2 separate regions of the Mus musculus genome follow, and region 1 is linked to region 2. Evidence: chromatin loops called from intact Hi-C (ENCODE). Cell type or tissue: heart. All regions are shown on one strand. Links, peaks and the distances in the headings refer to the core of each region. The heading gives the core; the rest is flanking DNA.

Region 1 (16,096 bases), core at 3,705-11,704, 55 kb before region 2:
CTCCAACTGAAGTCTGACTTGTTACCTACCTCCCAAGATACTGACTATAGACATTTTCATAAACCCTACTAGCCAGGCATGGCGGCACACGCCTGTCATCTCAGTACTCAGGAGACAGAGACAGGAAGAAAGCTACAAGTCTGAGGCCAGCCTGGTCCACATTGGCTATTTCAGGCCAACATGAGCTACAAAGTAAGACCCTATGTCCCCCAAAAGCCACAAAATGAGTCAGGTGTGGTAGTACATACCTACAATCACCCTGTCACTTCTGTGAGCATGAGGCAGGAGGATCAGGAGCTTAAGGTCATCCTCAACTACATAGAGAGTTTGAGGTTAGCCTGGGCTAGGCAAGACCCCTTTTCAATGATAAAATAAAAGGCTTTTTCTGTGGAGCAGCTCCTGGGAAGCTCTGAGATGCAGTGGGGGTGTTTTGGGCAATAGGAAAGGCCCAAAACCCTCTAGAGAGAAGAGAGGCCTTGATGACTCCCCACAGAAGCTCAGCAGGGCTGGAGGAGAGAGGCAGCCAGGTACCCTGGTCCCTAAATTCTGTCTCTCCTCTGACTGCTGGAGGAGCCCTTCTGTCAGCTGCAGGCCACTTCTTCCCAGAGGCCCCTGGGGTTCCAGAGCTCCAGTTTGCTCCTTCATTCTATGAGTGGAGAATTTGGTATACAAGGTGGGACTTACAGCTGAATCTGGGTCTCATCTCCTTGGCAGGCCAATGGCTTGCAGGGAAAAGAGGTTACATTCAAATCTAACACACACACACACACACACACACACACACACACACACACACACACACAGAGAGAGAGAGAGAGAGAGAGAGAGAGACAGACAGACAGACAGACAGACAGACAGACAGACAGACACTCATGCATCTTGACCTGACCTGAGTCTGGAGTTCCAAGTGCAGGTCCTAAAAGCAGGCTTTTCCCACACTAATCTTCACTTGATCCACACACAAGTATACTGCCCAGTGCACAGAAGGTGAAACAGAGAGGCCCTGTTGCTCCACAGGTTGGCTATGACTATGCACAGATTGACCAGTACCTGAGGCTTGACCACACTACAGACTCATCTGCCAGTCAGAGTCAAACTCCAAGGCCAGGGAGAAGCAAGACACCTGAGACATGACTGTGAGCTATCCGCTGCCACTCTGATTCCCCAAGACCACCCAGCAGAGAAGGGAGAGGCTAGTGCCCTACTTTATTAGCCTTTGCCCATGACCTCAGCTGTGTCTGCATCGGGGGTCCCAGACAGATGGGAAGTGACACATCTTCTGCAGAGGCCCTAGGACCACATACAACCAGGTGACACTTCTGAGGGACCACGTACCGGACCTCTCCTCTGGAGCCCATCTTTTAGCTACACAAACAGGCAGGGTGTTAGTGACCATCCTACATAACAGACAGAAAAAGTGAAGCCCAGAGATGCCCAGTACTTTGGGGGTTTGATGTTGTTGTTTGTATGTGACAGGGTCTCAAATTCACTATGTAGCCAAAGATGACCTTGACCTTAGGAGCCTCCTGCCTTCACCTCCTCAGCTCTGTGGCTACACATACGTGTGCCACCCTATCTGCTTTGTGCAACACCAAGGATCAAAGCCAGAGCTTCATCCATGCTAATCAAACATTACCAATGGAGACACACCCCTATGTCAGGATGACCTAAAGCTTTCTGTTGAGAAATCTATGGCTGAGGAGTACCCTGGGCAGCTGCAGGAGGGGGCCTAGTGTGCAAGTTTGGGAGGCCCTCCCCCAACACACACACTTCCTTGCTCTGCAAGGAGAGAGGTTTTACCTGCATGGAGACAGAGATGGATAGGGCTGGGGAGGAGATGAGGAGACAGGGGAGGTCTTGGGGATAAGGATAAGGTGGCTCCCAGCCGGGGCCCCTGGGGAAGATGCTATGATGGCTTGTCTTGGTTGCCGACTGGACATCTGGAATTAACAAAAATCCAAAAGCTGGGCATACCTGTAAGAAATTTTTCTTGATAGTTGACTCTCTTGTTGCTGAGATAATCTTTTGCTGGTGATGGAACCTACCTCTACTGGATCCCAGCGAGGACTGAAAACTGACAGCTCTCTAGAACCTCTCTGGGACTCCAGCACCAGATGGGAATACTTCTTGCGCACGCCAGACTGGCCAGCAATAACGCTGCAACAGTTTATTGGGAGAGCTTGATTGCAGAGGCGAAGAGACCCCGAGCCCAGAACTGGTGCTGCTTATATAGGCCTAGGAGAGGCGTGTCTCACACCCGAATTGGTTATGCACTAAGCCTCATTTGCATGTTCCTCATCTGATTGGCTACTCTCTCTCTCTCTCTCTCTCTCTCTCTCTCTCTCTCTCTCACTGTACCTCACAGAGCCTCATTATCATACCTCATTTGCATGTCTCACATCTGATTGGTTATACTCTCAAAGCCTCATTATCATGCCCGGGCCAGGCAGTGTCTTTGCAAAAAACTTTACTGCATATGTACACATTGGTTGTTTGTCCAAACGTATGCGTGGTGGCCAGCAGTAGTCAGCGCCACTCTGCAACGGCACATGTGGCTTCCCACAAATACTGAGACATTCTGTGACTTAGCAGTCATCCATAGACTGAACGACTGTCATATCTTTGGTCTTTCCTTTAGGAGACAGGCTCTGTTGGGCTACTCAGACTACACAGCCTGTAAGCCACTCTGATGAATCCCTCTGTGTGTGTGTGTGTGTGTGTGTGTGTGTGTGTGTGTGTGTGTGTGTGTGTACATGCATTCTATCAGTTCTGTTCCCAACTAATACAGATGAGAAACTCCATTCCATGGCAGGGCTGGGGACTGCCTAGGCCCTAACCAGAAGCAGGCAGGAAGATGTGATTGTCAGTCACCATGAGCTGCCACATTCCTGAGGTCTCCTCCTGGCCTGAAGCCCCACCCCTGCCCTTCCTCTGGCCAGTCTCCTTGGGGGGTCCTTTCCCCAATATCCCCCTGTTCTGCTAGTGTTTCAATCCAGACCCCTCCCAGACCCACCCTGCCTGGGTTTTCAAGTTTATTCCCAGGGGCCCTAATGGTGGCTGTTGCCTCCCGCCCTTGGGCTGGGTATTTTCGGGCATCCCCTAAATGAAAACATTTGAAGCATGCTAGAAGCCCAGTGAGTCCCCAAGGCTTGGGTGGGGTGCTTGGAGCTGGCAGGGAAGAGGAAAGGGCAGGAAGGGAAGCTCAGAGCAGAGGGGAGGGAGCCCCTAGGAGCCAGCTGCAACCAGCAGGACCGTGGGCAGACACAGGATAGATAAGGAGCCTATGGAGGGCCTGGAGAAAGCTGCTCTTGGGCCTGAGGATATCAGACAGGCTGAAACCCTGCCCCCCACACACACACATACACTCTTTATACCTTCCTCCTTACCCATGAAGCAGGAAGTGAATCCACAAGCCCATGCAAGAGCACCAGGCTCAATCTCAAGTCTAGAACCTGAGAAGAGGTTACATAGTATACTGTACATCAGAATCTTCAAGGCCCTGGCACCCATCAAGTGTGTCACAGGGCCATGGCTGATTTCTCAAGTGGGACATTTCCAGAAGCCCCCAGGGACCTGCCATGGTCCAGGAGAAGACAGGTCGTTTGGGCATCTTGCCAGAGGTCTTGCACCCTGTGGGAAGCTCAGGATCCCGTCCCTATCCTGCTGTGACAGCCTGGTAGCCAGCACTGCCTCTATATCCCTTATCCTTAAAAATCTCTATGAGGATCAAGACAGAGAGCCTATGGCTTAGAAACTGCTGCTCTGCAGAGGAGGAAACTGAGGCATGGTGCAGAAGTCAGTTCCTACTTCATGGGTCTAATGACTAAGGCTCCTATGCCACTTGTCTGTCACCCACATCAGAAGCATTCTAATACCACAGAGACCTCCCTCCTGGATGGTCTGCCAAGGACTGAGCGGGTTCTCGGGGCAGGGCTTGGCACATCTCAAGCCTTAGAAATCATTACTCAGCAGCAGCCATGGGTTGTAGGGATGGGGTTGGCCAAGATTCCTAATGGCTCTCTGGGGTATGGCAGTCTGGGCTGGGAAGCTGGCCAGGGCCACCTCAAGCCACCACACACCCCTCACCCCCAGAGGCTCCTTGAGGTGGGGATCACACCCTCAGCCTCTCCCAGGACAACAAGAGGGCACAGAGAAAGAGCTTTCCTCTGGGGAAGGTCCTGGAGAGCTTCTGGGCCATGTGGATAGAGGCTGCTAAAGAGGCAGCAGGTGGCCCACACAGTGGCTCTTTGTGCCTCCTGTGGAGGTTGTCACCAAGCTCAGACATCACAGGTCTTGAGGTGGGGATGCACAGCAAAAGGAGCACCATAGAGGGCCACCACACACACACAAGGGCTGTGGTCCTCAGTCCTCAGGCCCACAGGAGCAGTAACCTCTCTGAGAATGCAGGGCCCACCCAATCACCAGTGAGATGCAGGGACCCTAGCACAGACATGGGCATGAGAAGCCAGCACTCCCAGATGCTGCCATGGAGGCAGCAGGAGCAGGGAGCAGGGTGGGGGTTGGGGGTGGGGGTGGGGGTTCTGCACACTGGCTCGGCACAGCCCTGCCTTCCATGGGCTTCAGGTTCTCACACTTGGTGGTGGCATTAGAGCCCTGAGGCCACAGCTAGGTGGGCAACTGAACGTGGCCAACTATAGGAGACAATATGACTTGAAGCAAGAGGATCGTGGACACCTGTGGGCATGGTCCTAGAAACGAACTTAGAACTTTGGCCTGTCTGTAGTCACCAAGTGTCACCTAGGATCAGAAGAGACTCAACTAGGGACTCTGTGCCCAAGGTCCCCTATCATAGACCATGCTCAGGATCTCAAAGGTGCTTCAATCACCTTTCAGAAATCATTTTTCAAGAACACAGATGAAAGGCTTGAAGACCCCCTGGTTCTTCCAAACTCTCTGAAGGCAGACCCCTTGACAAGCCAGGGCCTCTGGACCTTAATTCTAGGGAATGAGACAATGACATGGCACCTTCCATGCCCCAGTGGCCACAGGAACAGGCTTATGAATGTTGAAAGGAAAAAAAAAACACCCAGCTTGGGGGAGCTTTCCCACAGGCCACGGGTATTTTTAGCTGTGGAGCCCAGAGGCTTGTTAAGAATAGCTTCGGCCAGTGGGAACATGCTCCTCCACAGGCTGCCAGAGTTCCCAGCACCCAACAGTGAGCACTCACTCAAGAACCAGAAGAGTCCTCATGCCAGGGCTACTCTGAGGCCTGGACAGGGCCAGCCTGACTTGCAAAATCCAAAAATCACTATTGGGCTGACTCCAGGGACATAGTCAGGGGCCCGTGAATCCTTTGGGGAAAGACAATGGTGCCCTTACAGGCAGGAGGGACTAGTTACAGTACGGCCTGTAATGATCCCCCTGGAATCAGGGTGCCATACTTAGGTATCCCAGTGAGGGCTTTGGGCTGCAGATCTCCCATCCCAAAAGAGGTTGTCCCAGATTGGGTCAGAAAAGCACCTGGAGTTTGGTCTACAGATTGGCCATTCCATTAGAGGGCTAAGGATTCAGTCCAAGGTCCAGGGAGAGAAGGAAGGAGCCAGGCTGGCATGAGATAGAAATTGTTGGGCTACCCAGATTATAGCATCTAAGTGCATGTAATAAATCATCTTTGTAATCTGTATTATTTATTGTTGGTGGAGAACAGAGGTGAGTCCTGAATTGCATGCTGTACATGTGGCGGTCAGAGAACAACTTTAGGGGTTGGTTCTCTCCTTCCCCTTTACATACATCGCAGGGATTAAACTTGGGTCAGGTGGCTTTTGTAGCAAGCTCCTTTCTTTACCCACTAAGCCATCTTGCCAGCCCCTGTCCTTTTTTGAAAGTTTCTCTCACTCAGCCCAGAGCTCACTGATTCAACTGGCCAGCCAGGGAGCTTCAGAGAAATTCCTGTCCCTGGCTGCTCATCCCTACAGAACTGGGATATAGGCTGCTGTAATCAGTGTCTTTTAAATGTGAGTCCTGGGGACCAGACTCAGATCCTTAAGTGGCAGACAGTTCACTGACTAAATCCTCCAGCCTCCTACTTTGTTTTGTTTAGTTTTTTTAATGTGTATTATGGGTGTGGGTGTGTGCACATGAGTGTGGATGCCCTCAGAGGCCAGAAGAGGGAATCAGGTATCTTGGAGCTAGAGTTACAGGTGTTTGTGAGCCATCATGTGGGTGCTGAAAACTGAGCCTGCGTCCTCTCTGCAAGAGCAGCAAATGCTCTTAACCACTGAGTCATCTCTCCAGCCCTTTATCTTAGTTTCTGAGATGGTCTTTCACTGAGCTCGGAGTGCACCCATTCAGCTTGGCTGGCCAGTGAGCCCCATAGATCCTGTCTCTGTTCCCAGTCCTGGAGTTACACTCAGGTGCCACCACACCCAGATTTTTACATAGGTGCTGTGGATTGAACTCATGTTCTCATAGCAAGTGTTTACCAGCTGAGCTACGGTGCAGCCCTGGGATTCACTCTCCCTCCTCTCTGTACATAGTCACCTGAAAGCTACTTCTCCCTGCCCTATACCCTATAAGAATGTCCTGTGGAGCAGCCACCTGGGACATGAAGACAGTGGAACCCCCAACCTTGACCTCTGGGAGCACCAGCAGTCACAGGGAAAAAAACAACCCAGAGGAGGGGATGCAGGGGCAAAGGCCCAAGAGCAGGTCCAGGGAGAAGGCCCAAGAGGTAAGGGAGAAGGAACCTGATGGAGAGGCTGGGAAGATGGCTCCCTCAACCATCAAAGATTAAAAGACAGATGTAAGGTGCCAGATCCTCCCCTGACACCTATAGGGGGAAATGGGCCAACTACAGTTTGACCTCAGTGCAGAGACCTGGGTAGACATCTAACCTCCACATCTATGAGCGAGACAGGGTGGGTGTCTCTCTCTCTGTAGCCTAAGCTGGCCTTGAACTCCCGATGCTCTGGCCTCAGCTTCCTGCATGCTGGCATGATAAGGCATGCCTCCACAGGTTGGTCTACACATGCTCTTTCTAATATTTCACCAAATCTGTGACCTTGGTTCCAAATCCTCCACCACACTGAATTCCTGTGTGCACTGTCCATCTGCCCTTCCCTTCCCATCACTCCAAGGCACGTACCACCCTCTTCTTTCCTGTAAGGGCTCATAGTGCCCAGAACATCAGAGGGTCTATGTGCCATGGGCTTTCCCCTTTTCCCAGTCTATGTCTTAGGTCCTTCTTTGTCTTCTTAGCTGGACAGAAAGGTTCCCTTTTCACACTGAATCAGACTCTACTGTCAGATGTGCTGGAGTCAACACACGCACACACTCCACTGGAGGACACCTGGCTTGTCGCCAGGTCCTGGTGATAATGGCTAATACTGTCCCAGACTTGCTTAGGACAGTCAAGAAACACTGGTTTCTTTGGGGTTCTGGAGGCAGCTTGAGGTCCAGGAGTGGGTATGGTACCCTAGAAATGAGCCATGTGGCCATGAAGCAGAGGGGACCTGGGATGCCTTAGGAATCCTTTCAAACCTCACTGCCAAGTTCAAACAGACAACATATGACAAGAAGGCCTTCTTTAGGGAGAATACTGAGGACCTCCCCCTTCCCTGACCCTAGTTTTGGCTTATACTGTATCTTTCAAGGAGAACCCCTTTGGTCCCTGTATTATATGGCCCTCACAGAATGCATCCTGAGAGAATGCAGCAGCCTAGGAAGAGGTAACAAGGAGGGAATAATGCCTGCCATCCTGTCTCTGCACCTCTGCACCCCAGAGCACCCAAAAGGGCAGCTGTCCTCAGCCACCTCCTCATCCACTGGTTTGGCCATCTCATCTCACTGCTGCCTGGAAGAAACAGGCACTTGCCCAGGTCAGCTTAGAGCCAGAGCCACCTGGCATAATGTGGGTGGCCTCATGGCCACTGGGGACAGGTTGGGGGTGGGGGATGCTTATCAGAGCTCATCTGGTCAGACAAGCAAACAGGAAGCGCTGGAAAGATCCTTCCCTTCCTCCATTGTTATCCTCAGATTGTCCCCACGCAGACTCCATCCGGCAGCCTCATCAAGTAGCCTGTGAGGTGTGGCAGCTTCCCCTCCTTCCCCATCCTCCCTGTCCCTTGGAGGCTGGCTGTTTTGCTCAAGAGGGGCCCAACCCCAGACCAGTCAGATACACAGGAAGATGGAGAGCAGCTATTCAGCTTTCCTAAGCTCTGGAGAACAGGCAGCCAGCCCCACTTGGACAGGGGCCCTCAGCTTGCAGGGACATAGGACAACCCTGACAGAGTGTCCCAGGGACCAGCAGCAAGTGAAGTGTATTCAGAGATAAACCTTCACAGGAGGTGACTGAGGGGCAACTACCCTATGTTTTGCGCTGCAAAAGAGCCAGGTAATAGAAGGCACCATTGTCTGCTGAGATTATGTCACCTGGGGAGCACCTGGGGAGCACCTGGGATCCCCTCCTCCAGCACAGAACACAGAATGCTGCCACCTCTGCTAGCATGAAGAAGGGTGACCTGGCCTGTGTTATGTCTGTGGAGCGTAGCCAAAGATCCTAATGGCCACAGATGCTGGAAGCCATGACCCTACACAGGCCTGCCCCACATAGCCCAGACTAAGGAAGTGAGCAGTATGCTCACTCTACCATGCCTGCTGGACCCTCAGAGTCACACACACATACACACACACGGAAAGGGGGGTGCTTAGGGGGTAAACACCACAGTCTTGTTCCCTGTGAAACTGGCTGGGACCTTTGCCACCCACCAGGGTGTCTCTGCCTATCTTACAAGGTTAGTGCTTGCAATGCCAGCGAGCCATGTACTGTGCCACCACCAGGCATCCCTGGGTCTCCAGAGAACCCAAACATATTTGCAGCAGGAGAGAAGATGGCTCCTGCTGACCTCAGGGCCCATCAGTTAACAGAGGAAACCGAGGCAGGAAGGATGTGAGCTCAAGCCCCAGGCTTGGCATCTTTGTCCTCCTTGCCAGCACCAGTGTGTAAGTGCCTCTGTGGAGGAGGGGGCATTGGGGGACGGAGGTAGAGGAAAATCCAGACACTACTAGGATCTGGCTTCAAGTGTCAGAGCCGGCTCAAATTGCCTAGGGCCTAGAGGATACACCTCTCACGGAGGCTTCCGGCATAGCAGGCTCCAGAACCCTCTGTTCCTTTCCACCTCCTTGAGATGGGGTCATTCCCATGAAGAATCCCCCTCCTTCTTATCTTTAGGTCTAAGCATCCCCTCCACTCCCAAGAGTTTGAATCTTAGTCCTGATAGATAGTCCGTGACTCTTGTTAGTAATGGCTGGTGGCAGGCATCTACTTCTAAACATAGAGGTTCAGTGAGAGTCACTGAACTTAAACAAGCCCACCTGCAAGGTGCTATGGCCAGAAACTTTGAGACATGTTGAACAAGCCAACATTGTGGCTGTCCATAGTTGCAGGCATGTCTGGAGGGAAGGCGGGTCAGCAAGGGGACATTCGAGAATGATGGTAAGGTAGAGATGGTCTCAAGTCCCCCCACCTGGGTACTAGTCCTGATTTCCTCCCAGATGGACTGTGTGGACGGGAGGCACTTTATTTGTCAATTCAGAATTGGGACAACACAACTTCAAACTGAAGGCTGTGCAGGGTTTGGATGAGAGTGTGAACTCTCAGCCACGGGGTGTGATGCCAGCTGAGAGCCCATACAGTGCTGCCAAGTGTCAGCTCAAAGCCCTCCCTGCCTCTGGGATGCCAACCGGGGATCATCTCTTCTAGGTGGATCTGCAGCTCTGAGGAGGACTACAGCTACCTCAGGCTTCTATGGCTGGCTAAGGAAACCAATGGAACCAATTCCCATCTGCAGCCAAAGAGTGGCTTGCCATCGGCCTGTAGTCATGGTAACACTGGAGACTGCCTCAAGCTAGCTCCCCATCAGACAGGTACCCTAGAGTCCTAAAGGTCAAAATTACAGGACACCAGCTAGCATCATCTGAACGCTGACAGGCTAAATGTGGGCATGGAAATATGAAGTAGAATAGGACCAATAAAGGGAAAGTAGTCAACCCTAATTGAAGAGGGGAAGGACCCTCAGCCCACCAACAGTGGCTCAGTATCAGGTCTGAGGGCCTTTCTCTGCAGATACTTGTGAAAATATTTCCTACAGTTCCTGGGTCCCTTCAGGCCACTTGCCACTTCAGAGAGCTTCATAGTAAGAGTTCTACATACCCCTAACGCTAGGAGGGGGCACTCGGTTCTGGCTCTATCTGTGCCAGATGGCTTGGGCCCATCTGAGTGGCAGCCACCTGGGCTTGCATTCTCTCTGATGGAGTCCTATGTGTGACAAACTTCCTGAGCTCCACAGGACATTACACTCTGCAGTCAGAGTCCCTTGGTCTTGGGAAGATGGCAGAGAACAGCAGGTGACTTGCATTTGTCTGGTGTTTCTGTCTGTCCCTCATGTGTGGCCTCGGCTGGACACCAGGATCTGCCATCATCAGTCCCCTCTGTGTCAGGATCCAGCACAAAGCCCTGGACCAGGGTTTTATAGAGAGAGGCCTATGAGACTCAGCCTGAGGTCGCCCCTGTATGGCTCTCTGCACAGTGCTCAGGAGTTCTTACTGAGCCTGGGGCAATTCAGCATCCCAGAACCGGCACAGGAAGAGCCACCCAGCCGAGCATGAGTCACTGTGGTCCTTGCTCATTGACACTAATCCAACCAACAGGATATAATATGTGGGCCTTGCATTATACCTGTGGCAGGGCATTGTGCAACCTCTCTGGGCTCCCAGGACACAGCACTTCATACTGGGTGACTATCATTCCCTGGGGTACATGACAGGACTATTGATAGCTCTGGATGGCAAAAGCTGAAACATGCCCACACACTGTCCGGAGCCCAGGACAGTCCTATAGCTCTAAATGCTCAAGCTTTGACTTTACCATAGCAGCATGTACATGCAAAGGTTGGGAAGCAGAGGGACCTTCCTGTGCAGCTCAGTGGCCCTGGCCAAGCTGAGGCCAAGATCTTTGAAAAAAAATAAAATGTGCTGTACAGGAGCCCTCCTGACTCTGCTTCCATAGTGAGGCTTAGGGAGACGATCTACTTGGCCTGGTAGGGTAGCATCTCTGTCCAACCAATCATGATGTCAGGCAGCCATCAGGGAGCTAATGGCCTGAGTTTTCTTCACATCCCCTTGACTCTTGCCACCACCATCATCAAGCCCAGTCCAGATTCCTATGAATGTGACAGCCCAGTGACCAGCGGTGGCACTCTCTGCCTTCCAAGACCCCACTCTAGGCAGTTGCCCAACAGTCTCAGGATGCACATTCACACATGGGACCATTTTTTGAATTCTTTGGGAGTGAGAGCAGCCAGGCATCAACAGAGCCCTGTTCACAGGCCAGGCTGGCAACGAGAGAGGGAAGCTATTGTGCAGGCCCCACTACACACTGTAGAACAGTGCCAGCCAACCAGACTGCGGGGCAGAGCTTCAGAGGAGGGCCATCCCATAGATGACGAGGATCCCAACTCCAGAGGCTAGACCCTGCCTCTAGATAGCAACTGTCCCAGAAGGGAGACCATGGGGCAGCCATCTTTCCCCACAGAACAATGAGGTTGGAACAGCTTCATAACAGGCAGGCTGCTTTGACTGGGCAGAGGCAATTGAGGCCCCAGGCCAAATGAAACTCCCCATGCAGGCTTGGAGTCTCAGTCCCAAGATGCCATCTAGGTGGTACTAATGCAGACATAGCTAGAGGAGGCCCAGGCCCACTCTGTTCCATCTGGGCAGCAGCCTATGGTTCCCCTCGCCTCTGAGTCACACCTTCATCAAAACCTAGAAATCCCACACGCCCTAGCCAGAAGAGCAGCATGCACACTGTGAGCCCTTGAGTAGTGAGTGAAAGGGTGACTGAAAGAATAAAGATAAGCAAGAGGAAATGGATGGAGAAGGAGGGCATTGAGCTGGGGAGGGGCTTAGTTGGTAATTGATTCCTACACAAGCATGAGGTCCCGAATTTGGATGCCCAACACCCACATGAAAGGCAGGCAGAGCAATGTGCACCTGCTATCCCATTGCTGGGGAGTCGGAGGTAAGTGGGTTCCTGGGGCTCACTGTGCAGAGAGTCAAACTGAATAGGTGAGACCTAGGATCCGAGAGAGACCTGGTCTCAGAAAATGAGGAAGACACCCGAGACTGACCTCTGACTATGCATGCACAGGTATAAACATACATACAAAGATACACACAGGCAAGGAGGAGTGTATAGTTATAAGCATTAGGTGCATGCATTAGATTTGAGGGGTGTGGAAGACCCTAGGCCCTACTTGAGTCATGTCCTCAACCAAATAAATAAGGGGATTCCTGATCACCCAGCAAAGCCAGGGCTCCAGGATCTTCCTCTATGTGCAAGAGAGGTACAGATTGGTACACATATCCATTGACCCAAAGAACACTCAACCCTGGCTGCTGGACATGGTATTGAGCCAAGATGGGCCTGATTCCCGTGCATTCCAAAATCCCCTACGAATTTGGAAAGCACCGGAACCCGGGGACTTTTCCAGAGTGTAGTTCATTCTGCCAATGAGAAAGACTACCATTACATCTGAGTGGTCCGAGAACTGCCAAAGCATGATGACCCACCCAGCAGAGAGGCTCTCCCGCTGTCCATGTAGCCACTGCCTCCTAGGCCTGGCCCAGCATCCCCAAGTGCAGCAGCACACACAAACAGGGTTCCACTTTATAACCTGAAATATCACTTGCCATCCAAGTAGCCCTTACAGGTGCCCCCCCCCCGCATGTTGGCAGCTGCAGCTGCTGGAGAGGGGATACCCACTTGTACCTACTGGGGGAAGGAGCCAGGGTCACATACATGGCCATGAAAACCTCTGCACTTGTCACTAATTAGAAAACTTAGCTGACAGAATTAGTTGCTTTTCTATTGCTATACAAAAACCACTACTAAAGCAACTCATGGAAAGAAGAGTTTACTTGGGCTTATGGTTTCAGGGTTTGGGGCCCATAATAATGACACAGCATGGCAGCAGGTGGCAGTCATGACAGATGGAACAGCTGAGCTCACTTGTCAAACTGTGAGAAGAAAGTAGAAAGAGAGAGTGAAAGTAGAGAGAGAGTGTGAACTGGGAATGGTGACTGACTGAAACCTCAAAGTCTGCCCCTAGTGACACACTTCCCCCAGTGACACACTTCCCTCAGTGACACACTGCCCCTAGTGACACACTACCCCCAGTGACACACTTCTTCCTGTAAGTCCACACCTCTCAAGCCTCTCCAAAAAGCTGCCAACCAGGGACCAGGTATTCAAATGTCAGAGCCTTTGGTGGGCATTGATCATTCTAAACACCATACGACATCATTCACAGGTAAACTCCCTGGGGCCGTCTAAAAGACTGGAGTTTAGAGATCAAACCCAGGAGACTTAAGCAATATCTACATCTGAGTAGCTTCTGCCATCTGCCCTCACCTCCTAATAAAGCAGTCAGATTAGAACTCAGCACGGGTGAAGATAAACCCTCAGACACAGTAAGAGATGTACCCACTTGTCCATGCCCACTGTATCCTAAGCTATCTCAGTCCTATCAAGCCGTCCATCAAGATTACTAACATCCTGTGTGATCACAACCCTGCATTTTCAACTCTGCCGTGGTCTTCCTCCCCTGTGCCTGCATTCTGTTTGTTCATCTAACCTTCTTGCACACTCTGTAGGAGGCACTAAAACAAGTGACCATGTCTTCTGCTCCTTTGCTTCTGGATTCTGGGGAAATCCTTCAACTGTAAACTGTGGCTTGGAGCCCTAGGTTTCATCTCTGTCTGTTAGAATTAACCCAGACAATGCCTCTGGGATGTCATGAGAATAGATCTGTGTGCACATATGAATGCATGTGCATGTGTGTGTGGGCTTGCAGGCATGTGTATGCATGTGTGTTTGTATACACACCGTGGTTAGTTTTAAAAGCCTATTTGCCACAACCTAAAATAATCTGGGAAGAAAATCTCAATGAGGGATTATCTAGATCAAGTTGGCCTATAGGCATTTCTATGAGAAACTATTTTGACTGTTGGTTGATATGAGAAAAATTAGCCCACTTGCGGTGGCTCCATTCCTTAGGCAGAGTTCCAAACTGTACAGAGCATGAGGAAGGTAGAGGGAAGTAGGTAACATGGAGGTGTTCCTTCAGCTCTTGGCTATAGGTATCATGTGACCAGATGTCTCAAGCTCCTGCCTCAGTGACTTCACTTCCATAATGGGACTGTAACCTAGAATTGTGTGAGCAACAGCCCCTTCATGCCTTGAGTTGCTTTTTCCAGGGTATTTTGTCACAGTAACAGAAATGAAACTAGGAGATGGTATATGGTTTGCTTGTTTCAAATCCTCTTTCTTTTGCTAACTTCATTTCCATAGGAGTTCACTTCTTCTGTACCTGCTGTCTTCACTGTCTGGGATCCTTGGTGCCCAGTCAGCATGGGGCTGAGATAGACTGTCCCTCATGCTTCAGGTCACCAAGTCCCCTGTTGTGGGGCTGGGCAGGGAGCTGGGCCAGTCGTTCTCCCTGCTGTGCCTCTCCTCCCAGGCCCCACTCTCTGACTTGATGGACAAAATGTTCTGTTGGTTGATCCTGGGGACATCCTTCAGCTATGTCCCTCCAGTGGGAAGGTCTGAGAGGCACAGTGGTCTCTCTATTCACAAGGACTTCCAAGCTATAGTCACCCCTCTTTAAATTGGGTTCCAAAAGTCATAGTAGAGTCTACTCCACTCTACTCTATTATGGGGGATCAACAACCCCAGATAGAGGCCTGTTGATCTCCCATGAGAAGATGCCTATGATCTATAAGGACTCCATGGTTGGCATAACTCACAGTCCTGATTCTAGAACATTCTAGTCTACCCTCCATGCCTCACTGCCTCCTTGGAATCAAAGGTCTACTTATACCCAGACCAGCTGGAGTCCTGGCAACTGGTCTGACTCACCTGGCTTCATTGTGCCTCAGCTTCCTGAGCCTCAAAGGAGTCCTGGTCCACCCTAGGAGCCTGCTATGAGAACAGAGGACCTGTCATTCAGCCCTTGTTCCAGAGATGAGCTATGATTTGGTGGAAGCCAGTTATGATAAAATCTCTCATGGTGGTCAACCAGCAATGAGGTTCAAGTCTTCAGTTAAGAGCTCCTTTCTCTGGCTGGTGAGCTGTGTGGAGTGTGATGCAATGCCTGGAACTCCTGCAGTCGCTTTGTTTCCACGAGGCCATTCATCCCAGTGACAGTGCCAACACAAAGGGGCCAGAAGTATAAGAAAGCTGGTAGATTTCAAGCCAGAGCCTTGTAGACCATCTACCTCAGGCTGTCCAGCTGAGAGCCACTCAGAGTCAGTGTTTCTGTCTCTGGTAACTGATGAGCAGTCACTCCCACACCACAAGATCTGCTTTCCAGTCCTCTTCTTGGCCCCAGAGTTGGCTTGGTGCCATACAGTGAGACCTTCACCCACTGCCTCCAGCTCTGACCTTCTCAGCATCCCCATCACTGGCTCCCAGGTGTCTTTCTGAGACTGCTGCTGAGCTTAGCGAGGGCCAGGACTTGTTTGAACTTACCCTGTGTGATAGTTAATGTGTACTGTGAACCTGACAGAGTCTAGAAACTACTGGGCATGTCTGTGAGGATGAATCTAGGTTAACTGAAGTAGAAACACCTCACCCCATGTGGCCGGCACCATGCCATGAGGCAGAATCCCAGCTGGAATAAAAAAGAGAGAGCAAGCCGAGCACCCATGCTCATCTCTCTCAGCTTCCTGACTGTGGATGGGAAGGGACCAACCGCCTCAGCCTCCTGCCTTTCTGCCTTCCCACTGTGATGGATTACCCTTAGACTGAACCAAGATAAATCCTTCCTTTCTCGAGTTGCCTTTGCCCAGTGTTTTGTTAAAGCAGCAAGAAAAGCAATTAACATATACAGCTTGCTAGCACCAAGGCCGGGACTCGAACCTAGAACATCATGATTGTAGGTCCAGGAAACATTCCTGAGCAGCCCACTCAGCAGCCACCAGTCAGCCAGGCAAACCCAACAAGCTGTTAAATTGATACTTTGCAAACTGCACATGTTTCCAATTTCAGAGTGGGGCTGGAACTTTGAAGCCCAGGCAG
Region 2 (16,096 bases), core at 4,325-12,324:
TTGTAGGCTTCCTGACATGGTGCAGTAACTAACAGTTGAAAGGAAGAGTAGCCCTGTGGCTGGTCAGGAGAGACCTGCTTCCTTGGCAGCATTGACCTGGATCTCTATTTTGTTAGCAAAACCCACTGGGCTCTGTTCTCATGTAGTACTGAGATGTGATCAGAAATCACACACAAAAAGGAAACAATTAAGGCTTGAGGAAGCCAGGCCAGAAAAGGGGGGACCCTCAGGTCTGCTTCTCTGTCCCTGAAGCCATCTCAGCCTGCTGACCTTGATTAAATCTTAGGGTGGGGACCAGACACCTACACTGGAAGGACATTCACATGCAATGTGTTTTGATAGCTATTGGCCTCAGGGTCCTAGGACATAGCCTTGTTGAAGACTTCACTAGGCTCTGCAAGATTGTGTTGACACCAATGTGTTACCGAGAATCACAGGACAAGGGACAGCCCCAGGCCCTCAGGACTGTGCAGTACTGAAAGAGTGGGGACTCTCAGCTTTGACAGTAACCGTGCCCTAGCCCATCTCCTTCTGTCCCCATCCCTCAGTCTCTCTCCCAAGAGGAGAAGGAAGAAGAGAAGGAGAGAGGCCTCAGATAAGATGTAGTCCCCATGACCACATTCCAGTGATGACCTCCTCCACTTCTAGGTGTTTCCACCCCCTCTTAGGAAAGCCATCAGATTATGAGCCTAGTGATGACACCAGCAACTCACAATCATCGACAGGCAACTGCATCACCAGGTGGGGACCAAGCCTCCGAGGCATGGCACTACCAATCCAAACAATAAGTCCTACAGGTCACATATGCTCCTGTTTTATTTTATACCAAGACATTCCTGGCCATGGGACAAACACACTATCTAGGATAACCTTAATCTTTAAATTCAAGAATTTAAGTTTGCAAGGTCTCAGGACAGGACATCGAAACTTTGGTGTTGTAGGACTCAGACAACAGCAAATAATGAGGCCAGGCAAAATGAAACCTAAGAGCCAGCAAGATGGCTCAGCAGGCAAATGGACTTGCTGCCAAGGCTGAAGACCTGAGTTCAATCCCTGGAACCCACACGGCATAAGGAGAGAACTGATTCCATGAGTTTTCCTCTGACCGCCACGCACATGCCATGGCGTGTATGAGACCACACAGAGACACAAAATACATAAATAAAAATATAATTTTAAAATGAGATTCTGGGCTGGAAAGATGGCTGTTATGAGTGCTTGCTGCTCTTACAGAGGACCCAAGTTCTGTTCCCAGCTGACACACAGGAAGGCTCACACCTGTTCGTATCTCCAGCTCCTAGAGAATCCTGTGCTGCCTTCTAGCCTCTATGGGCAGCTATAGTCACATGCACATAGCCACAAACAGCCACATAATTAAAACTAAGATTTCACACACACACATTCTCTTAGGGGAGAGAGAGAGAGACTCAAGGGGGGTATACATTTGCAACTCAAAGCAAAGTAAATAGGCCCCATGGATGTTCTTGTAAAATTCCAAGTTTGGCCAAGAAGGGCCACTGAGGTCTCAGAAAGAGAGTTCACTGGTTGCTTTGATGGCAGCTGGCAGAGATAAGGTTTACAAGATTATTGCATTAACTGTGCCTGCTCCCTTGAGTCTAAATTGTAGACCAAAGCCACAAAATTACCCCCACCCCATGAGAGGCCTTCTGCTGAACAACCCACAAACCCTCATGGGCCTTGATCAGAGCTGTGTCCTCCTCACAGAGCTGCAAGGGCTCTGCCAGCCCTGCAGAGTCCCCTGGCCTCTCTCTAATTTTCTTTTAAATGCACCTCTGAGGAGGTCTGTGGACAGCAGGTCAGGATTCCATGGTAAAGGGATCGGGGCAACAAAACGGCAAAAAACAGTACTACACAGTGTGACTCTGTCTCAAAAGACTTAGACAAAAGTGGCAGGGGCAGGGGGCATGGTAGTATTCACCTTTTATATCCGAACTGGGGAAGCAGAGGAGGTGGATCTCTGTGAGTTTGAAGCCAGTCTGGTCTACACACAGAGTTCCAGGACAGCTAAATCTACAAAGAAAAACCCTGTCTCAGAAAACAATAACATATAGCAAGCTAGATGTGGGTGGTGGTAGCTGCCAGTAATCACTGTGGAGACAGGAGGAACCCTTGGGGCATGCTGGTCAGCCAGCCTAGGCAAACTCATGAGCTCCAGCCAATAAGAACCCCGATCTCAAAAAACCAAAGTGGACAGGTTGCTCTTGCAGAGGACCTAGGCTTGTTTCTAAGCACTCAAATAGCTGCTGACAACCATCTATAACCTCAGTTCCACGGGATCCAAAACCCTCTCCTGACTTCTGCAAGCGCTGCACACACATGGTACATAGACATGCACACGCACGTGCGTAAACATGCTGGCTTTCTGATCCTACGGCTTCTAATTTAGCACTAACACTTAGACTTTTTATTCCCTGTTGCTGCCATGACTGACCCCAGACCCTGCCTTTCAGGCTTCTCCTTGCTTTTCAGACATGGGACAGTTCTGGGGTCTCTTTTGCAAATTGAGACCAGTGCTCACCTAGCACACATGTGGCCTTGGGTTCCATCCCCAGAACTGAGTGAATGAGGCATGGTGGCTCACCCTGTGATTCCAATATTCAGAATGTGGAGACAGTAGAATGAAGAGTTCCAGTTTCAGGTACACCAAACCTTGTACCAGAAAGAAGAGGGGGAAGAGAAGGAAGAGGAGGGAGAAATCTAGCAAAAGATGGAGGAAGCATACAGTGACTTTGAAGATGTGTTAACTTTCCCTTGCTGTAAGGAAATACCTGCGGTAATTAACTTATAAAGAACAGAGGTTATGTGAACTCACAGTTTGGGGATTTTAGTCCAGAACAGGACTCTATTCTACTTCGAGTCTCTAATGCAGATGATGAGAGCGAAATGCTGAGTAAACAGAACTGAACTGCCCTGTACTACATGGCAAATCAGAGGAAGAGTAGTCCCATCGTCCTCTCTGAGGCCACCTTCAGTAACCTAAGGACTGCCAGGCTGTGCTGTTTGTTTGTTCTCTGTCTCTAGGGTGTTTGTTTTCGGGTTTGTTTTGGTTTTGTTGGTGGTAGGTTTTGTTCATTTGCTTGTTTGTTTTTGATATAGAATCATGCTATGCAGCCCAGGCTGTTCTCAAACTTGTAATCCTCCTGTCTTCGCCCCCTGACTACTAGGATCACAGTATGCGCCACCACACCTGGCTCTAGAATCCATCTCTTGGAAGTTCTACCACCTCCCAATAAAGCCACCCTGAGAATGAAGCCTTGGACAACCAGAGAATATTGCTGAGCCAAACTACAGCAAGAAGGCTGACCAGAAGGCTCTGCCAAATTCACAAGCCACTGGCCCATCTGCAATAGATGCCATCTGTAAAGGAGTCACTTCTCCCCAGGGTGACAGATTCAATGCAACCTCAATCAAAACCCTAGCTGTAGTGGGTTTGTGTGTGTGTGTGTCTGTGTGTGTTTATGTGTGTGTCTCTCTATGCATATCTGTGTGTGTGTTGGGGGTGCTAACCTGTGTCTGTGCATGCATGCACAGTGTCTGAGAAAGAGGGTCCAAGATGCCGGCCACTGTAGGCCATGTTACTGTTCGCATGGGACAGGCCTTAAAGAAGAGCTGCAAAAGAGCCTTGTACCCACCTCCTCCAATGAGACCCACCCCAGTCTGCTTTCTCAGTTAATCTCTTCCTCTCTCACCTTGAAGCCTGTCTGGGAATTTGCTGTTGAGTAGATTATAGGCTTGGCCTCAGCTGGTCCACTAAAAGCAGGAGGTGAGGGCCCAGGCCTGAGGAAGCATTGGGGAGGCAGATCCCAGGCCTAAGTTTGTTGGAGACACATTCTCCAGGACCACAAATAGCTGACATGCTGTTACCAGATTGTCATCCCAGTACCTGCAAAGTGGGAGAACCAGAATCAGGTGTTCAAGGCCAGCCTCTCAAAAAACAAAACTGAAGTAAGTACATCAACTCTACTCTGCCTTTTAAGAGTTAAAAAGGGGCCTGGAGAGATGACTCAGCAGTTAAGAGCACTGGCTGTTCATCCAGAAGAACCTAGGCTCAATTCCCAGCACCCATACGGCAGCTCACAACTGTCCATGACTTCAGTTCCATAATTCCAGGGGATTTGTCATGTTCACACAAACATACATGCAGGCAAAACAGCAATGCACATAAAAAATAAATAAATCATAAAACAAACAACAAAGAGTTAAAAGGACAGGAGAAGAGGAACAAGAGAAGGTTCATGTGGCCAGGTTTTCTTTTCCCCAATTTAAAAGTTTCTTCTGAGGTTTACATCTCACACCCATAAAGAGCTCAGAAGTCAACAAAGCGAGGAGGCTTGATTCATCATGAAGTCATTTCAAAATTTCTCTTTCTGAATATAAACCAAAATATTTAATTAATTCCACATACCACAGGAAGTACATTACAGCCTTCAAATTCACTCTGCTTAACAGCAAACTCGTGAACGAATGCACAGAACAGACCCCAGTCACCCACCAGCACTATGCTAAATGTCCTATGCACATTACCTGAATTACTTCTGGCCATGGCCTGGCAGAGGAAATCATCCCACTGCCCAGCAGAGATGGGGGCATCTTTGCCCACAGCCTCTCCAATGCCAGAGAGCACAGCTCTGTACGTTGCCTCCTGTAGTTACAGAAATGTTTTCCAACTTCCTGGCATCCTGAAAAGAAGTGGCTTGCCTTAAAGTGACTTTTCTTTTTCCTTTTCACAAACAGTGCAGGATGGCCTCCTGTGCCAATGACAGGTATGTGCTACCTCATCTAGTTCTGGTAGTACGTGGATTTTCTCTCTCTCTCTCTCTCTCTCTCTCTCTCTCTCTCTCTCTCTCTCTCTCTCTCTCTCTGTGTGTGTGTGTGTGTGTGTGTGTGTGTGAGAGAGAGAGAGAGAGAGAGAGAGAGAGAGAGAGAGAGAGAGTGAGAGAGAGAGTGTTTGTGTACCTGTTCTTTCTTGTGTGCACATATGTGTACCTGTTCTTTCCTCTGTGTGTATGTATCAGCTCTTTCTTGGGGGGGGGGGTGTATGTCCCCCTGCTTCTGCCTTACAAGGGCTAGTATCTCAAGCAATGAGTTGGTGGAGTTACAGATGCCTGTGTCCAGCTCTCTATGGATTGTTAAGCTGCTAACCTCAGCACACTGGTTTTCTGCCCTGTCAAATGCCTGCGATGACAGCATCCACCTGGTAAGCTGGAAGGTGGGGGCCTGCTCCTCCATCCCACCTGAGAGGGAATGATTTCCTTAGATAGGCTGCGGCTGGAACTCACCTGATCTAGAAGTACACTGGGGGCACACAGGAGCCATGGAGCCCCTAAGGCCCACCAGCAGCTTCTGTCCTATCCCTTCTGGCAAAGGGGCCATCTGTCAAAGGAGGGGTTGAAAGATGGCCCAGAAGAGGTCTCCTCAAATCTCTGACCCTTACAGGACTCTGATGATAAATGATACAGTCTCAGTAGGCCTGTCCTGGCTTCATTTCTTCTGCTGTGATAAAATGTCATTGGGGGAAAAAAAAAAAAAAGCAGCTTAGGGAGAAAGGGCTTATTCTGGCTCGGAACTCCAGGTTTCCAGTCCATTACTACATGAAAGGCAGTGTGGCAGGAACTTGAAGCACATGGTCACATCATATCCTCCCAGAGCAGTGAGATATGAATCCAGGGGTGGGGACTGGAATGATGGCTCAGGGGTTAAGAGCATCGGCTACTCTTCCAGAGGATGCCGATTAAAACTGTCTGTAACTCCAGTTCCAGGGGATCTGACACCCTCACGCAGACATACTTCAAATAGACATACACGTGGGCAAACACCAATGTACTTAAAATAAAAATAAATAAATTATAATAAATAAATAGGTGCTTAGTTACTTTTCCCACCTTTAATCAGTCCAAGACCCAAGCCTAGGGAATGTGTCACCCACTCCCACACTGGGTCCTCTCACATCAGCTAAGATAGCCAAGACACTACCCACAGCCGTACCCATAGGGCTTCTTGAGACTCTCTAGCAACATGAATCGAGGTTGTGTCAAGTTGACAATTGAAACTATTATGGTGCTTAACTGCTCCCTGATGAACAGGATGTGGCAGAGACAGGCATCCCATTGGTTAATGTCAGAAGTGTCATCCCTCCGTGGACTGAATTTTTGCCTTTAACTTATATTTATTTGCTTGTTTGTTTATTAGTGTTTGTATCTATGTGCATGTGTGAGTGCGGCTTCCCTCAGAGTCCAGAAGAATGTGTAGAATCCCTCTAGAGCCGGAGTAGGGGGCTGCCGGGTATGGGTGCTGGAAATCAAACCCGGTCCTCTGGAAAAATCAGCAAGCACTCTGACCTGTTAAATCATCTACCTAACCTCATCCTTGCTCATGTTTTAAAAATAGTTATAGTGGCCAGGTGGTGGTGGCGCTCGCCTTTAATCCCAGCACTTGGGAGGCATTGGCAGGAGGATTTCTGAGTTCGAGGTCAGCCAAAGTGAGTTCCAAGACAGCCAGCAGGGCTATACAGAGAAACCCTGTCTCAAAGAACCAAAAATAAATGAAATAATTATAGTGGGTTTTTGGACATTCTCTGTATGCTAAGCACCTTCCAGATGGGCTTCCTGACAAGAGATCCGTGGCCTGACCCACACTGATTTGAAATAATGATGAAAATTCAACTTTCAGAAGCAAAGGCTGTAGTTCCTCTCTGGCTTCTACCACAGTCAGTAACCAGTCCAGTTCCTTAGAGAGTCAGTCACCTTAGTACACATTCCAGCGGAGCCAAGACAGTATAGTGCTCCTTATAAACATGGAAGGGCAGTTCCTACCCAGCGAGTCACTGCGGGCTTGGTGCCTCTACTGAAGCGCAGGCTCAACCACCGTTCACCGCGGGGAGCGTCCTCAGGCTCTCGCGAGCCACTGCTGCGCGTCGCGTCCAAGGTTTACGGTAAGCGCGGCGCTCAGGACGACCACGTGGCGGCGAAACACCGGCCGGCGGGAATGCGCGGAATGCGCGGTGCGGCCTCGCGCGCTCCCCAAGCCGTGACCCCGGAGTTCCGGGCGCGCGTTTGTGGGACCGCGGAGGCTAGTGCCATGGGTCCGCCCGCGCGTCCAAGCCACCAAGCACCACAGGGAGCAGGGGCCCCATGGAGGGCTCAGCACGTGAGGCTAGACAACCTTTTCCAAAACCTGGGGCTAGGTTTGCCCTCCCTGTTTGGGCTCCATCACAGATCTGGAACCCGCTTAGTCCCCATTCTAAAGCCCCCACTGATCTGGATTAAGAATGGAGATGCCTGGTTTTGCAGGGAAGCAGGTCAAAGGGCTCTGCGCCCTGACCGCCCTTCGGAGTGCTGAGGGACCAGTGCCAGGGGCTGAAAGACCCCAGTTCCAGCAGCTGCGCCCTGGGATCGCATGAGGGTTCGCTCACCACGATTGAGCCACGTGGTCCTGCCTGGCCACGGGTGGCTCACCTTGGCCCGAGTGCCCGCTCCCCACCATTTAGTCTGGGAAGGGCCGAGGGCCAAAGCCCAAAAGGACCCTAGGGTTCTTCAGAGCACCTGTGATTCGTTCAGAGAGCTGGAGACCGAGCAGACATCCCTCCTTCAAATTGCATCTCTACCCTTGGGGGTCCCTGGAGCCAGGCTTGCCGCTCCAGAGCTCATTGCACGGCGCGCGTCTATTCGCTCTGGGTGGTGGGAATTAGGGACTGAAACTTATTTGGTAAGGCACGCTTGGGAAGATAGGATGCGACGGTCCCAGGTGTGCACAGGGGATGAGCTGAGCATACACACCTTAGCCGAAGGGTGCCTGAAATCCGCTCAGGGTAACCTAGGCGGAGCAGCCGTGTAGCACGTGGGCTGCCACGCGCGCCCCAAAACGCCTTCTGGGTGAGGAGAGGGAAGCCGTAATGCCTCCGGAACCTTGGGGTCCATATTCGGAAGTGTTTTCTCTGGGCGACTTGAAGGCTAAATTAACAATGGCTAGCTGGAGCAGAAACAGCCAAGTCCTTTCAAGTTGCCGCCAGGTATGCGGCTGCAGGTGACCCCACCTAGGTGCGTCCGCTCTTCTCCAGGAGGGGCTAGAGCCAGAGGCTCAGTATTGCCGCCCAGCCCCGCACCCCTAACCCGAGCCCCGCGCTTAGTCGCGAGGGTTCCTCAATGAACGCGCTCCCTCCCACCTCTCAATGAAGTTCCCACAGCCAGGGATAGTGGCAAACGCAAGACTAAATCTCCGCTCTCTTTGGAACCTTGGCTCCAGTCAGGTGGGGGTAGGGGTAGGGTTCGAGGAGGCAGGAAATCCGAAAGGGGATTAAAGTTACTTTGAGATTTTCTTTCCAAATAACGTGGTTCCCTCTCGGCTGGGCAAGTGGCCTTTTGTCTCCAAAAGGTCACTGACAAATAAGCGCAGAACACTTTAAGCCCAGAGCGGACAGTTCCTGCCACGAGATTTTTTTAAAGCCAATGTAAAGTTAAAATTGCAAAAGAAAGTGGGTGTTTGTGTTTAAGTTACTATTTCTCTGGAAAATAAAAATCCAAGTTCTTTCTCTGAGATTCCTAAAGCAGTTGTCCCGGAAAGAACTCTGAATTGCAGCCCACCTCCTGGGCTCGGGATTCGGACAAGCAGGGTTTCCAGGATGGAGGAAGGGCGCTCCCCGCCGGGTCCCAAATTCCTGCGCCTCCCCCACGGGTTCCTGGACGGCTCTACACGCCCGCCAACCGGACTTGCACTTTTGCTCCTCTCCCTGAGCGCAGAGCTCAACGAAGTTCCTCGTGGAGATCTGCCCGGTCCGCCTAGTAACAGCACTGAGTCCGGATTGGCTCATGCAAATTTCAGTTTCCTGGTCTTTCCCGCGGTGGCGGTGGTGGGGGGTGGCTGCGGGTCGCTAGCCCGTGCTGCAGGGTGGGCGAGCCCCTTTATGCCCCGCTGCCCTTGGTGGCGCACCCTGGCTAGGCTAGCCTGCTCAGTTCGCAGGCACTCAGCCGCGGGTGATAGCGCGCAGCCCCATAAATCATGCTTACTGCCGCCCGGTAGGGATTTTATGAATGAAAAGGCAGCCTGGCCGCCCTCGTGCTTAGGCTAAGGCTCCCAGGCTTGGCGGGGCCTGTGGCCAGAGCAAGCGTGGGCACTCTGCCCGGGCCACCCACCACCTTCGGAGCTACAGTGGAATCACTGTCCCGAAGGGTCCGGACTTTAGGGACCCCAATGTCGGGGGAGGGGGAGCGGAAGGCATGAGCTCGGAAGGTGAGGGGTTTGCGTCTTGTGTGCCGCCTGGACGCTGTGCGCTCCTTTACCAGTTTCTTCTGGGACACGAAAGTATTCCGTGGGAAATGTGTGTGAATAGTTCGCCTAGCTTGAAGTCGGGTATTGTGAAAACGTTTCCAAAACTAGGGAACTAAATAATGGACGAAGGTGGTGGAACCGCTTTATTCTAAAAATATTTTATTTGAATCTATAAATTATAAACTTAGGAGTCCATTCAGTTAACCACGACCATCTATAGATTCTCTTTAAATATCACCTTATCGGCTCACAAGTTTATCTTGATTCTCACCAGCCGCCCCCCCCCTCCCCCAACTCAAGACTGCAATTCTAAAGGTGGAGAAACACCACCACCCTCAACGAAGCCAATCAAGAAGCTTCCGGTGGTCTGGTTCCTGGAAGGGCGACTAATAACTTGCAGCGATTTACTTTTCTTAATTAAAAAATAAATTAGGAAGGAGCCTATCGTGTCTCAACCTTTTCTTCAACGGTTTATTTTTCTTGGGCAAACCGCCTGCAGTGGAGGAGGGGGATACTGGGGGACCCTGGCCAGGATAAACCGGTCACTGTATGAAGACAAATCTCAGATCCCACCCCACCCCCCCAGCGAGGAGGAATAGATGAAATAATGGCCACCATCTTGAGCTGTTGCTGGAATTTTCGGGGTTTTATTTTATTTTTGAGCGAGCGCATGCTAGGCTGGGGATCCTTTAAAGTTCAGATACCCCTCTGGCCCTTTGCAACCACCCCAGTGCGCCAGGATGGAGCCTGCACGAGAGCTTAGGGCTCGTCTGGCATCTTCGGGTGTTACACAGTTCCTGAATTTTACACGTGTTGATGAAATTGAAAGAAGACAGGGACGCTGGGATTTCTAAGCAATGGGTCCGCCTGTGGGTGCCTCGTGGCGTACTCGGAAACGCACCCATTCTCCCGGTTTAAGAACAGGGTGTCCTTGCACCCCCAGGCTCCCCTTCCATACATTCTTCCTTGGCTTGCGTGTGGCCTGGCCTCCCTCCTAGCTGTCCTCCTGTCCAGAGCCGCCACTACCCCACCTCCACAGGTCTCGGAGGACCCTCTTAGGGAAAGAAGCCCCCCTCCCCCTTGCCCCGCTCTTTCCCAGTTTGGAGAGAAGCAGTCCGAGCGATTTGCATATCTACGAAGGCTGAGGGGGAAGGGTTTGGGCTTGCCCCCCCCCCGCCGCCCCCCCCCCTCACTGCTCCCGAGCCCCCTCCCCCTGCACCCGCCTCGGCCCTCCCCCTCCCCCTTTTCTCTGCCCGGCTTTGATCTCTGCTTAACAACAGTAACGTCACACGGACTACAGGGGAGTTTTGTTGAAGTTGCAAAGTCCTGCAGCCTCCAGAGGGCTGTCGGCGCAGTAGCAGAGAGCTACAGACTCCGCGCGCTCCGGAGACCGGCAGTACAGCGCGAGGCAGCGCGCGTCAGCAGCCGCCACCGGAGCCCAACCGAGACCACAGCCCTCCCCAGACGGCCGCGCCATGGAACACCAGCTCCTGTGCTGCGAAGTGGAGACCATCCGCCGCGCGTACCCTGACACCAATCTCCTCAACGACCGGGTGCTGCGAGCCATGCTCAAGACGGAGGAGACCTGTGCGCCCTCCGTATCTTACTTCAAGTGCGTGCAGAAGGAGATTGTGCCATCCATGCGGAAAATCGTGGCCACCTGGATGCTGGAGGTAAGAGACTTTACAGGCTGCTAGCTTGGGACCCCCTGGCAACTTGTTGCTATCACCAACATCTTCCTCCCTTCTCTTCCCTTCCGTCACGGAGTTTTCCGGGTGCGTTGCTAGGACTCGGTATTCACAAAATAAATAGATTGGGTCCTTTTGAACGAGGAAGGTTTGGGAGTTGGGAAGATGGGAATTCCTTTTCCTGGTGGAGGGCAGTCGGGGAGGGGTGCCTTCGAGGGAGGACGGTGTCAGCGACACCACAGAGGGTGCAGGCTGAGCTTCTGTGGCCCCCGCTTGTGCCCCATTCCTGCAGCGCCTCGGCGGGGGCCGCCCCTGCGCGTTTCGCCAGCTCAAGGGGGGAGGGGGCATAAATTTGATTTTTAAATTAATATCCATGGACACGTATGCAAGGGCCGCTCGTGCCAATATTATGCGCCATCTTTGCTCCTTTATTGCAAAGCAAAAAGTGTTTATTAATAATTGGGGGCAGGGCAGGGAGCGGCAGTAGGGGCGCTGGGACAGGCACGAGGGGCCTCGTGGCGGCCGGGAATCACTAAATAAGACAGTGTGAGGAATATTTGGGGTGGGGGATTCTTTGTTCAAACAGCGGACCTGGGTACCCCGCACACGCTGCCTGGCCCAGAGAAAACGCCAGGCTGCAAGGTCGCGTGGCCCCCTAGTCAATGAGACTGACTGTTGTGCGTGCGGTTCTGGATTTGGAGGAACCTGTCTAGGTCAAACTGGGGGCGGAGGGGGACAAAAGCACATTTTCAGATGTTCAGCAGGAGACTCAGGGGTCCCAAAATATTTTAAAATAATTTTTAAAGTGAGGCATAATGCCCTTGTAGAGGCAAACAGCGCCCGCACCCTGCAAAAGGGGGGCCCCCGGAGTTTGAGTTGCTGGAGCTCACCCCCCGATGTCCACTGAGCTCCTGACCCTCGGCTTGGATCAAGGGTCGTCCGATGGTTATTTTCAGGTCGTTTTTAGGCACCTAGTTATTTTTTAAATATTTTTAAATATTTTTTGAAAAGATGACGTCTGGGAAATGCAGCGCGGCGGCCTGGGACGCCACCATTGTGTCTCGCGTGCGCTCGAGCGGCGCCCAGCCCCCGGCGCCCCGCCAGCCCCGCGGTGGGGTTCTCTGGCTTGTGGCTTCCTAATTTCAACAGGGGACCGGGGTCTCCGTGGCCACCATTGCTTCGACCGGCCCCGCCAGCTGCCCAAAGACTTTCCCTTTCAGTTTCAGGGTGGGTGGGCACTGGGAACCCTCGGAGCAGGAGCGCATCCCAGGGAGTTGGCCACCGGAATCCCTCTCTGTGCAATCTAGGAGAAGGGAATGGGGTCGTATCGAGCGACGCCCCCCTCCCACGTTGACGGTCAGGGTCCGGATCCCCGCAGGTCTGTGAGGAGCAGAAGTGCGAAGAGGAGGTCTTCCCGCTGGCCATGAACTACCTGGACCGCTTCCTGTCCCTGGAGCCCTTGAAGAAGAGCCGCCTGCAGCTGCTGGGGGCCACCTGCATGTTCGTGGCCTCTAAGATGAAGGAGACCATTCCCTTGACTGCCGAGAAGTTGTGCATCTACACTGACAACTCTATCCGGCCCGAGGAGCTGCTGGTAACCACGTAACCCACCACCGACAATCCCTCTTTATGCTGGGTGGTGGGAGCTGCAAATGGCAGGAGATCCAGCCATCCATGGACAGATCTCCTGCCCCACGAAAGGCACCCGCACCGCACCGCACGACACCGAAATGGCAGTGAGCAGAATGCCAACCCATTCTACCTCTGTGCCCGCCCTCTTTCCGTACTGGACTCCCCACCATGTCTGTGGTGAAACCACTCTGAAATGTGGGCGGTGTGCGCCCCCTAGCGACGTGCAGGCCACGGCGCTGGCGGTGGGAGATTCTTTTTGTCCGCAGTCTGTCCCCTTAGTATTTCTACAGGCACATTTTGTTGTTTACCTGTATGGGGTCCCGGGTTGACCCAACTCTTTAGACCTTCTCGAATCAGCCTGCCTTCCTTTTGACCGTGTTCCTCATTCTCTGCAGCAAATGGAACTGCTTCTGGTGAACAAGCTCAAGTGGAACCTGGCCGCCATGACTCCCCACGATTTCATCGAACACTTCCTCTCCAAAATGCCAGAGGCGGATGAGAACAAGCAGACCATCCGCAAGCATGCACAGACCTTTGTGGCCCTCTGTGCCACAGGTAAGGCTCCACCCCCATTCTTCCCAGGAAGAGCGGGCTCCTTGCCACTCCCCCTGGGGTTAAGGCCTCTTTCCTTGCTATCTATTCTGAGCCCAGGGTGCAGATAGTTTGTTGGAGAGATAGATGATACTGGGTGGCACATTCTCTTGGCTAGTATCTTGGAGACCTAACAGAATGACACAGCTTCCCTGTGCCAACCTTTCCACTGCCAGGAAGTGGTACGGCCACAGCATGCTTTCTGAAGAGGTTTTTGCCTCTTTTCCTAGGCTTCCTGCCTTGCCTCTGTTCTTAAGGAGCTCGAGCTATAGAGCACACACACACACACACACCAGCTTCTCCCAGGCTGAGCCACCTGCTAGGGGTTCCTACATGGATGGGACAAATGGTCCAGCCTCAGCCCCACGAGCTACATACAGTACAGTCCCAGAGCAGGAACTTAGAGGCCCCACCAGGGGTACTGCAGGCCAGTACTTTTTGGCTGAGTCCTGGGAGGGTTGGCTGGAAACAGAGAAACTAGAACCTCCCTATGACTCCTCCAAGGGACCCTCCCTGGCCCCAGACCCCAGGTAGATTAGGCTGACATAAGTCATGGTAGACAGCCATGCAGGAACCCACACACATAGACAACCCTGCTACTTCTGAGTGGTTTCAGTACTACTTCTGACAGCTGCTCCTCACCTCTAACTGAGAACCCTACCCAGGAGGCTTAGCAATATTGAGGGGGTGTGGTGTTCTCCCACCTGTTGAGGACCCCCTTCCTCTGTGGCCCTGATCAGACCTCAGTTGCTATAGCTGTTTGGCCTGTGATGTCAGAAGGGCCGGTAGAGTATCTCCCCCCACCCCCAACCTCCACCTCACCCCCGCTGTCTCAGTGACATCTTCTTATGTCTGACAGCCCCATAGCCAGTGTTTCTAAGCTGCTGGTGTGAGAATTTGGAAATTCTAGCTTGCCAACTACCTGCCGAGAGTGCTGAGCCCGCCCCAAGGGTACCAAACAAGGGGGTGGCAGATGGGAGTAGCAAGGCCATCAGTAGGCTGGAAGGATCTAAGGGGTGGGGGTGGCCCTGCTGGCAGTCAGGGAGGCAGCTGGCTGGGGTTTCTCTGAGGAGAGCGGAGCCTTTGGAAGCTCCAGGCAGCCTTTTATGGAGCTGAAAGTGCCTTCAGAGAGGCAGCAGAGTTTCCCAGAGATAACTTGGGGATGGAGAGGCACAACCTCCCCCAGGATAGTTCTGGCAGTAGTGTGCCCCTCCCGGGACCCCTAGATGCCAGCAGAGTAACCAGTAAGCGCTATATCTGGGTACAGCTGGACTCAGCTCTTCCAGCTCTCCTTACTGCCTTTGTCTGTGCCCCTGGAATACAGGTGGGGGTAAAGGACAGCTTGGTGACCTGCGGTAGGCCAGTGTTCTGTGGTCTGGAGCATTTGTTTCTCTGTAGGAGCAACCAGCTCCTTTGTCACACAGGAACCACTTTGGGAAAAGGCCAGTGTGACATCACCGTGAATGGAAAGATGCTGACATCAAGGCCAGGAGATCTGTCGTCTGTGTGACAGGGGTTCCCCCTATAGGAGATGGGAAGGCATAACTTCCCTTCTGCAAACCGCCCCCCCAACCTGGATTCCTGACTGCAGTTGAACAATGTGCTAGCTAGGGTTGGGGTTGTTAACACAGGTGGCCAGAGCGCTATGTGGATGGATACAGACAGTGGGAAACTGAACTTAATGAAGTATGTAGGTGTCAGACATGCCACTGAGCCAGGGTACACCTATGTCATCAGCAACCAGTGTGAAGACACAGATGTTAGTAGCTAGGGATCCTTATAGGACATAACAGATCTTGCTACTGCCCGTGGGAGGGAGAAAAACAGGCTCTGGAAGGGGCTGGGGACTCCTGGTCCTGCTGGCTGGAGTCTCACTCCCTGTAAAAGGGCTGTTTGTGATTTGAACTTGACTCCATAGCCAGGTTTTGGTTCACTGGACTCACTAGCATGAACTGTCCTTGGTGCCACCTGGAGGTATTGCTTGTCTGCTGGATCCCTTTAACAGCCAAAGCTGTATGTTCTCTCAGGGTGGTCCCCAGAGGGCCACCTCGCTACAGCAACTCTCTGCCTTCCTGATCCCATTCCTTCCAGCCTCCTTGATCCCAGGCTCTGGGTGACACACAAGATGATTGATGGGAGCTGACATCTGTTCATTCTTGTGTCCTCCTCTGGCCTGGAAGCCCTGATTCGCAGGCCAAGTGACCAGCTGTCCCTGTCACTATTTCTTTGTTGGACGTGACAGGGAAGCAGTTTTCAGACTCATCTTTGGTGGGTTTATGCGGAGAGGCATTCCATCGGTGTGACATACAACTGCAGGATGCTGAGTCCAGTGGACCTGAGAGGTGTGGAGTTGGTGACCCCAGATGAAGTCCTAAAATGACACCCCACTACTTCCCAGTTGGGACATGTACATATGAGAGTCCCTAAGACTCCAGGGCCCCTCATGAGGGACCTTGGCCTGGAGATCTGAGGTGGCTATTCCCAGCTCCCTCTGAGTCTATTCCTACTGGGTTTTCCTGGACTGGGGTCACATGTCTTCCCCAACCTGGGTCAGTAAGCCGGGAAGGCTAACTCCCTTCTGTGGAGTCTAGCCTGGCCTCTGAGGAACCTGGGCCTGTCATCTCTACAGCTTTCTCCTGTGTCTGAGATGTGTCTCTAGTCCTTGGGGTGCTGCCAGGCTGACTCTGGAAGAGACAGAGATCCCTGCCTCCCACCTCAGCCGCGCAAATACTGGGATGCAGATGTGAAAGCACCACACCTTCATAGATTCCATCCTCTTAGGGCGACATAGCCAACCCCTCCTTGATGTTTGCTGGAAGTGCTGGGGATTGAACCCGGTGTGTATGCCAGGCAGCATTTTAAAGTTTGAGCCAAGGCCTTATTGACAGGTAGCATCAAGG

The links. Hi-C counts contacts between places; a loop is a spot of excess contacts. Peaks named below come from ENCODE experiments on the same cell type or tissue, not always from the same donor. Only the 100,000 strongest peaks of a DNase experiment are listed, where the experiment ranks them.
Region 1: it touches region 2 in a loop (6-fold over the local background); 5 of 42 quality-filtered maps call a loop at or near these places.

Annotation. Positions count from the first base shown.
Region 1 is chr7:144,989,008-145,005,103 of GRCm38, reverse strand. No RefSeq gene overlaps it. Among named protein-coding and RNA genes, the nearest start is that of Ccnd1, 57 kb to the right of the region's middle. In heart, for the core only: no CTCF peak of the experiment used is centred there; DNase peaks (open chromatin) are centred at 5,163 and 8,023; H3K27ac peaks cover 2,475 bases.
Region 2 is chr7:144,934,358-144,950,453 of GRCm38, reverse strand. It overlaps Ccnd1 (cyclin D1), which reads left to right and starts at 10,623. Exons shown (of 5, transcript NM_007631.3): 1 at 10,623-10,958; 2 at 12,352-12,567; 3 at 13,001-13,160. The coding sequence starts at 10,761. In heart, for the core only: CTCF peaks have their summits at 6,982 and 10,637 (motif pointing right); DNase peaks (open chromatin) are centred at 7,033, 8,003, 8,773, 10,673 and 6 weaker places; H3K4me3 peaks cover 5,736 bases; H3K27ac peaks cover 6,224 bases.